Linked DNA regions of Homo sapiens: region 1 is linked to region 2. A link is a contact called in ENCODE Hi-C or POLR2A ChIA-PET data. All regions are on one chromosome and are shown on one strand. The core of a region is the stretch at or near the end of the contact, and the rest is flanking DNA. Distances in the headings are between cores, read along the strand shown. Region 1 holds the start of SCAP (SREBF chaperone). Region 2 overlaps CCDC12 (coiled-coil domain containing 12).

Evidence for each region. A loop is a pair of places that touch in the nucleus more often than their neighbours do. ChIA-PET counts read pairs that join two places held with the same protein, here RNA polymerase II (POLR2A). Pooled maps may share reads with other maps.
Region 1: a map with no recorded cell type shows a loop between it and region 2 (4-fold over the local background). The contact joins the promoter of SCAP here to the enhancer-like site in region 2. A Hi-C loop is called at or near these places in 3 of 37 single-sample maps with no recorded cell type and 2 of 50 pooled maps. POLR2A ChIA-PET finds 5 or more read pairs at or near these places in 3 of 52 experiments (AG04449, PC-9 and WTC11).

Annotation. Positions count from the first base shown.
Region 1 is chr3:47,474,533-47,478,264 of GRCh38, forward strand. SCAP (SREBF chaperone) reads right to left here and starts at 1,409. Exons shown (of 23, transcript NM_012235.4): 1 at 1,267-1,409. It overlaps LOC105377073 (a long non-coding RNA gene), which reads left to right and starts at 1,413. Exons shown (of 3, transcript XR_940821.3): 1 at 1,413-1,832; 2 at 2,110-2,170. RefSeq lists a silencer at 957-1,496.
Region 2 is chr3:46,925,746-46,929,368 of GRCh38, forward strand. The region is part of intron 2 of CCDC12 (coiled-coil domain containing 12); the gene reads right to left. Among named protein-coding and RNA genes, the nearest start is that of CCDC12, 49 kb to the right of the region's middle. RefSeq lists an enhancer at 1,481-1,860. Within about 2 kb of position 1,251, at least 22 of the 41 ENCODE cell types and tissues checked have a DNase peak (open chromatin) inside an H3K27ac peak, as active enhancers do.

The DNA.
Region 1 (3,732 bases), core at 159-2,658, 550 kb after region 2:
GCCTGTAATACCAACACTTTGGGAGGCCAAGGCTTGTATAATGCTTGAGCCCAGGAGTTAAAGACCAGCCTGGGCAACACAGCAAGACCCCCATCTCTACAAAAAAATACAAAAATTAGCCGGGCGTGGTGGCACACACCTGCTGTCCCAGCTACTGGGGAGGCTGAGGTGGGAGGATCACCTGAGCCCAGGAAATCAAGGCTGCAGTGAGCCGAGATCGCGCCACTGCACTCCAGCCTGGGAGACAGAGTGAGACCCTGTCTCCAAACAAACAAACAAAAAACAAGTCTTTAGGCATCACTGAGGAACACCTAAAATGGATACAGCACTAACTAGACACCCTCGACCCTGACTCCCTAATAAAAGCGTCAGTCTTTTGCTCAATATCCTGACCTGACAGCAAACCAATAAAGACACGGCATAACCAAACTCCACAAATTTTTGGCCAAATAAAAGAAACACACGCAACGCTAACATTAAACCTTTTCTATGGCCGCTTCACGATAAGTATTACAAAATCCCCAGAAAGAGTTTATTCACCTAGCTCCGACTGTCGCCATACAAGGTGGAGCAGTGAGTGACCCGAACCAGGGGCTGACCCCTGCCAGAGCCCCCACAGCGACTCACTGCCCCCCCCTCCGCATTCCCATCTGCACAACTTTCTGTGATTCAAACAGTCCGGAGCCAGGGCTCCCTGCAACTAACGCTATCGTGACATTATAAGCCGGTTAAATACTGAGGTCATAAACCCACTCAGAAGTAAACAGAAGCAACATTAGTGAGCAAAGTTGAGGTTTAAGCAATACGGAAAACTAGAAACCAAGCAAAACCAGCAAAGCAACTAGCGTTGTCTCTCAATAAGATCTTCCAAAAGAGGCAAAGTGGAGAACCTGCTCTCCCCCGCACTCCGGAAAACCCAAACAGCACCAAAGCAGGTTCTACAACAGCTTCCCGGAGCAACTAGGCCAGGGGATGCGACGCCGCGCATCTCCCCCCGTCACACCAGGGGCCCGCGGAGGTCTGGTGGGGACGCGGAGCTCCAGGGGCCGGCCGGTGCAGGGACACGGCCGGGTTGGGGGTGGGGACGCGCGGCCCTGCCTCCTTGCCGGCCTGCGGTCTCCAGGGCCGGCCCGCACGGCTGCTGGACAGCGCCATGCCCACGCACCCCCGAACCTAGCGGCCCCCATTCCGGAACTCCCAGCTCCACGCGGCTGGGGTCGAGCTGGGGCCCGCGGGCAGGCGCCCTGAGCACCCGCGTGACGGTACCTGTGGTGGCAGCACCTCCCAAGCTGCGGCGGCGGCGGCGGCGGCGACGGGGGCGGCAGCAGGGGCGGAGCGCGGCGTGCGCGCTCTCGGCCCGCAGTCCGGTGCGTGGCGCCCTCCCTCTCTCTCCTGGCCGCCGGGTGCCCGCCCCTTCACCTCTCACCTCCTACCTTTACCCTCCCGCCCCGCCGCCCTCCGCACGTGCGCCCAGCGGCGTGCGCATGCGTAGTCGAACCACATTCGCGTCTCCCGTTCGCCCTCTGGTGGACACCGGAGGGAAGTATGGACGGCCGGGCCGGGCCGGGCCGGGCGGAGCGTGAAGCCGGGTTAGGGCCCGCCGGGTTTGGGCCCACCGGCTCTCATCGGTCATCAAGAACTTGCAGAAAGCCGGGCACGGTGGCTCGCGGTTGTAATCCCAACACTGTGGGAGTCCAAGGCGCGAAGATCGCTTGAGCCGAGGAGTTAGAGACCAACTTGGGCAACGTAGGAGACCTCCGTCTCCACAAGTAAAATTAATTAGCCGGCTGTGGTGGCGCGCACCTGTGGTCCCAGCTACTCAGGAGGCTGAGGTAGGAGGATCACCTGAGCCCGGGAGGTCGAGGCCACAGTGAGACAAAAAACAAAAAACCCACCCTGCACAAGATGCTCATGTTCCCTGTTTTATAATGGCAAAAAATTAGAAGCAGCTGGGCCGAGATACACTGCAAATGCAGATGAGAAGAATAAATAATGTCCATAAAACTAGTTTCCCTATAGACATTTAAAAGCATAAGTTGACATTTAACCATTTTCCACAGGGAACAGGTATTTGTTATAATAGCAACAGCTACGTTCACTGTTTACTAGGTGTCAGTTGCGGAGCTGGTATTGTACATGTCCTCGCATTTGGCCCTCCTGAAAATCCGAGGTAGGTCTTGTTACAGGGCCTCACAGAAGGGGAAGGGGAGGCTGCCTCCCCTCGAGGGAAACACAGGTCCCCACCTGCCCAGCTCTGGCCCAACTAGAGACGCTGCCCGGACCACTCTGGGGGGACTTTGATCATGCTACTGCATGCCCTTGCTGTACCCAGGTCTTGTGTCAGAGGTAAGCCTCCCCTCAGCCCCTGCCTACTGCCCGAGACACCCGCACCCACCCCAGGGCTACCTGGATAAGGCAGGCCCTGTACCTGCCCTCAAAGGCACCAGCAAACTTCTCTGGGAGTTCCAGAAAGTGCAGATCTAGTCACCAATGCAAGGCAGAAATTAGAGGTGGCCCTTCTGACCGCACCAGCCCCCGACCCACTACACATTCTTCAGATACCTCCTCCTAAAACCCAGTTCCCACCGGACTCTGGCCTCCCTCCTTGCCCACCACACTATTGTCACAATGAAAGTAACAATGGGGACAGTGGGCCTTGGCCCAAAGTGACTTTCAGGGTTATGACATTTTCAGCATTGTCTTTTGGCTTAATATGGGAATTTTGATCCTATAAAGAAAGTATTCGCTGGGCGCGGTGGCTCACGCCTGTAATCCCAGCACTTTGGGAGGCCAACACGGGCAGATCATGAGGTCAGGAGATCGAAACCATCCTGGCTAACACGGTGGAACCCCATCTCTACTAAAAATACAAAACAAACAAAAAAAAAATTAGCCGGGCGTGGTGGCAGGTGCCTGTAGTCCCAGCTACTCGGGAGGCTGAAGCAGGAGAATGGCATGAACCCGGGGGGCAGAGCTTGCAGTGAGCCGAGATCATGCCACTGCACTCCAGCTTGGGCGACAGAGCGAGACTCCGTCTCAAAAAAAAAAAGAAAAAAAAAAAGAAAGAAAGAATTTTTTAGGTTATTTTTATTTTTACATTTGAGGTCTCACTCCTTTACCCAGGCTGGAGTGCAGTGGTGTGGTCATAGCTCACTGCAGCCTCAACCTCCTGGGCTCAAGTGATCCTCCCAAGAAGGTAGGACTACAGATGAGCGCCACCATGCCATTTTTGTTTTTGTTATTTTTATCAAGATGGGGTCTTTTGCTGTGTTGCCCAGGCTGGTCTCAAACTCCTGGGCTCAAGCAGCCTTCCCATGTTGGCCTCCCAAACTGCTAGGATTACAGGCATGAGCCACCGTGCCCATCCTGTTTGTTGTATTAAATGAGAGAGAAGCAACAATAGAGAGCATTCAGGGGAACTTACCTACACCCCTTACCTATCCTGACATCACTCTCTCCAGGTCTGATCCCTTGAAATACCATCATTTGTCCCCTCAGAAACCTTGGGCATGAAGGAGTCCTCCTGAGCCCTGGGCCCACTGTACCAAAGTCTTCTCTCCAGAGAGGGTCAGGAGCCTGTCTTTTAACCACCTCCATGGCAGGACTTAGCCAGACTGCCTTGGGAACTGCTGTCATTCTCCTCACTCACCACCTCTTCCCACCCAACCACTCCATCAAAGCTGTGTTTGCAGAGGACTGACCCTCAGTGAAGTCTGGACACTCCCCCACAAA
Region 2 (3,623 bases), core at 1-2,500:
CAGAGGCCCTGTCTACTCTGTTGGAGTACGGTTCTCTTCCAGAGCTGGGCCAAGGACGCCTAGGGAGCATTCACAGGGTGTCTCTCCTGGATCATCCCATTTGACAGATAAGGGGACTGGAGGTCAGAGAGACTGTACCCTTTTCATAGGATCACACAGCAGTGGCTGCACATCTTAGCTCAAGGCAATGTATAACTCCCAGCCAGGGCTAAAGCTCCTAGGCTGAGTGATTCCCAAAAGAGAAGGCCAGTGGTCACCCACAAATTCCCCAAGTCTGGCCCCTCTTCAGAGCCTTCCTGCCCTGGGGCTCATGCCATGGAATACGCCTCAACTACTTAGAGAAAAGCATCTGGGTGTGCTGGGCCAGGGGCATGTGGCAGTGAGGAGTGACATGTGGACAGAGAAGCAGGTGCTGGAGGGCTCCAGAGGGGCGTGGCTGCCTACAGCTGTGGGAATGTGGAGGGGAGACACTCCAGGAGGAGGTGGCGCCTGGGCCTGCAATGACGCGGACAGGGTCAAGGCACAAAGCACACGAGAGGCTGACTCAGCTCCAAGACTGTTGAGAGTGGCCAGTGAGGGCTGTGAAAATAGGCATGACCATGTGCAAGGCTGGGAAGGCCACAGTCCACCAGGACAGCAGTGAGAACTGAACAGCCCCAAAGGCCTCCATGAAGAGAGAGGAGCCACAAGGGGCCAGAATCTCCCGGCAGGAGCTGCGGCTAGCTACTATGTTTTTATGTTCTTCCTGCCTCAGTCTTTTCAGGCAGGGGTGGCTGAACCAAGAACTCACTGGGGTCCTCTCTGGCTCAGGGGCTCATCAAATCCTAGCCCCACACACACAGAAGCAGGCTCCCAGGAAAATGTGTCCCTGGTAACTCCACAGGGCGGCAGGGCGAGAGGTCCTGGGGGCTGCAGGGTCTAAGAAAGGCAAGGCAGAGGCAGTGGGACAGACCCCTAGCCCCAGGGGATGCAGGAGTGGCCCCTCAGATGCTGGCCAGGTGAGACTAGGCCGCAGGTCCTCCTCCTTCCCCAGTACCTCTTTCGGTTCTTGACCAGTGGTCCCTCAGAAAAGTCCTGGGCCTCTAAGGCAGGAAACAATTTCCCAACAGGCCTCCCACAGTCTGCCATCTCCCAAGCCCTCTGTCTGGACCAGGTAAAAGTGCTGCTGACTTCCTCAGGCCCTGCAAAAGCAAGCTTTCCCAGAGGCAGGGGTGTCTGTGGCTACACAGCTAGCAAGCGGCAGTGCTTTGGACTCAGGGGCTTTCAGATGCTATTCACTCTCCTATTTAAGGGCTCCACCTGCTTCCTGCCCCCAGCTTACTTACCATCTCCTTCCTTCCTGCCAGGGCCCCTGAGCCTGGAGCCTTGGGGCTGGGCTGAACCACTGCGGGCGATGGGGCAGTACCAGCATAGCCTGTGTGGAGGAAGCCCACCTGCACTCCCAGAAGGCCCAGAGATACCCCACCCCGTCCCCCATCCTTGAACACCTGCCTCGGGCCTGGAGGTACATGTCAGGTCACAGAGGTACAGGGAGACAAAGTGGGGCATGACTGGGTGCAAAGGCTTTCGTTCACAACAGGGTGGGGAGAAATGAGGAAGAGAAACTGGGTGTGGGAAGAAAACTGCAGGGATTAGTAAGAAAAAAAACTGTCGCTTTCAGAAACGGTCTCCAGGGTTCTGTGAGAAATCAGAAGGAGAGAGGAGAGGCCACAGGGAACTGTACCCAGAACTCACAGCAGCAACACGCACCCATGCCTCCAGACCCACCCACTGCCCGAGGCTTCAGAAGGCCAACTGGAGGAGTGAACCAGAAGCAAGAGGCGGGAGCAGAGCCTTGCGCCCACTGTGCCCTGCCACCCCCAGAGCGGAGCACTGGCCAAGCAGCCAAGAACATCTAGATCCCGACCACCATGGGAAGGTCTCATTCTGGGCCTCAGTTTCCACATTTAGAAACATTACGGCTGTGCTGGGTGCATCCAGCTCTATCAAGCTGGGTCCACGCCCTCCCCAGACTCACTCTTGGAGGGTTAATCTGATGTGCAGCCACTGTTGTGTGATCGCGTGAAAATGGTGCAGTCTCTGACCTCCAGTCCCCTTAGCGTGGAGAGCTAAGAGACTTCCCCTCCCTAATGCCCACTTAACTGCCCACCCCCGGAATTCCACCACTACCAAAGGACAGGAGTCTCTGGGAGAGGTCAAGGAGCATGGGGGGGTTCAGCTTGGGGACCTGGCCTTTCCAACACAGGCCCAAGATTTAACCTCCCTTATAAAAGCAGGTGGATCACTTTAGGTCAGGAGTTTGAGCCCAGCCTGGCCAACAGGGCGAAACCCGGTCTCTACTAAAAATACAAAAATTAGGTGGGTATGGTGCCACATGCCTGTAATCTCAGCTATTCAGGAGGCTGAAGCAGGAGAATCGCTTGAACTGAGGAGGCAGAGGTTGCAGTGAGCTGAGATCGCACCACTGCACTCCAGCCTAGGCTGCAGACTGTCTCAAAAAAAAAAAATGTATATATATGTATTTTAAATGGCTTTAGAGAAGTACCAAGACAGCAAGGATTTCAGGGGCTGCAATCATGGAGATAAGGGAAGTACAACAAAGTGAGCCTGACATCACGTCCCTCTTTCCCCTTAAAGCATGTCTATTTACATGCAGCAGCTGAAAAGCTGAGAGACTGAGCAGAGCTTCCCATTAGGTTGATGCAAAAATAACTGTGGTTTTTGCCATTGAACATAGTGGCAGAAACCACAATTACTTTTGCACCAACCTCATATAATCTCATGGGCCTGGAGAGAAAAAAAAAAGTGTGTTTAAGCAGAAACTAAAACAGACTACTGACTTCTCAACTGCAACTATGGAAACCATAAGACCATGAAATGGTATCTCAGAAGTGTGGACAAAATAAATGTCACACAAAATTCTAAATCTAGTTAAGAAGCCTTCAAGAGAAAGACTTTTTCAGACAAAGAAAGGTTAGGAGAATCAGTTATCAGTGAATCCGTTATTCAAGAAATACTAAAAGGAATACTTTAGGCTAGAGGAAAATGATCTCAGACGGAAACATGGAATTGCAGGGAAAAAATAAAATGCCTCAGAAAGGGTAAATACAATGGCTTGTGTCTGTAATCCCAGCTACTTCGGAGGCTAAGGCAAGAGGATTGCTTGAGCCAGGCGTTCAAGGCTGCAGAGAGCTATGATCACACTCTGCACTCCAGCCTAGGTGACAAAGCAAGACCCTGTCTCAAAAAAAAAGCAGGGGGAAAAGAGAATTTAAATGAATATTGACTGTATAAAAGAGTAATAACAACTTATAGTATTTAAAATATAGCAACAATAGTGTAAAAGGCAGAGTGGCAAATAGCCTTAAAGTGTTCTAAGGTCCTAAGCACTGTAGAGGAAATGGTAAAAATACTACTATTTTCTATTAGACTTTGATAAGTTAAGGATGTATGTTGTTATGCCTGTGGAAATCACTAAAAGAAAGGGAAAACAGCATACAATTAACAAGTTAACAGAGGAAGAAAGTGGAATAATTAAAAACAAAAAAATCCAAAAGGAGACAAGAATGGAGATAAAAAAGGAAAGTCAAGAAACAAATAGTAGGACAACAGGTTCACACACA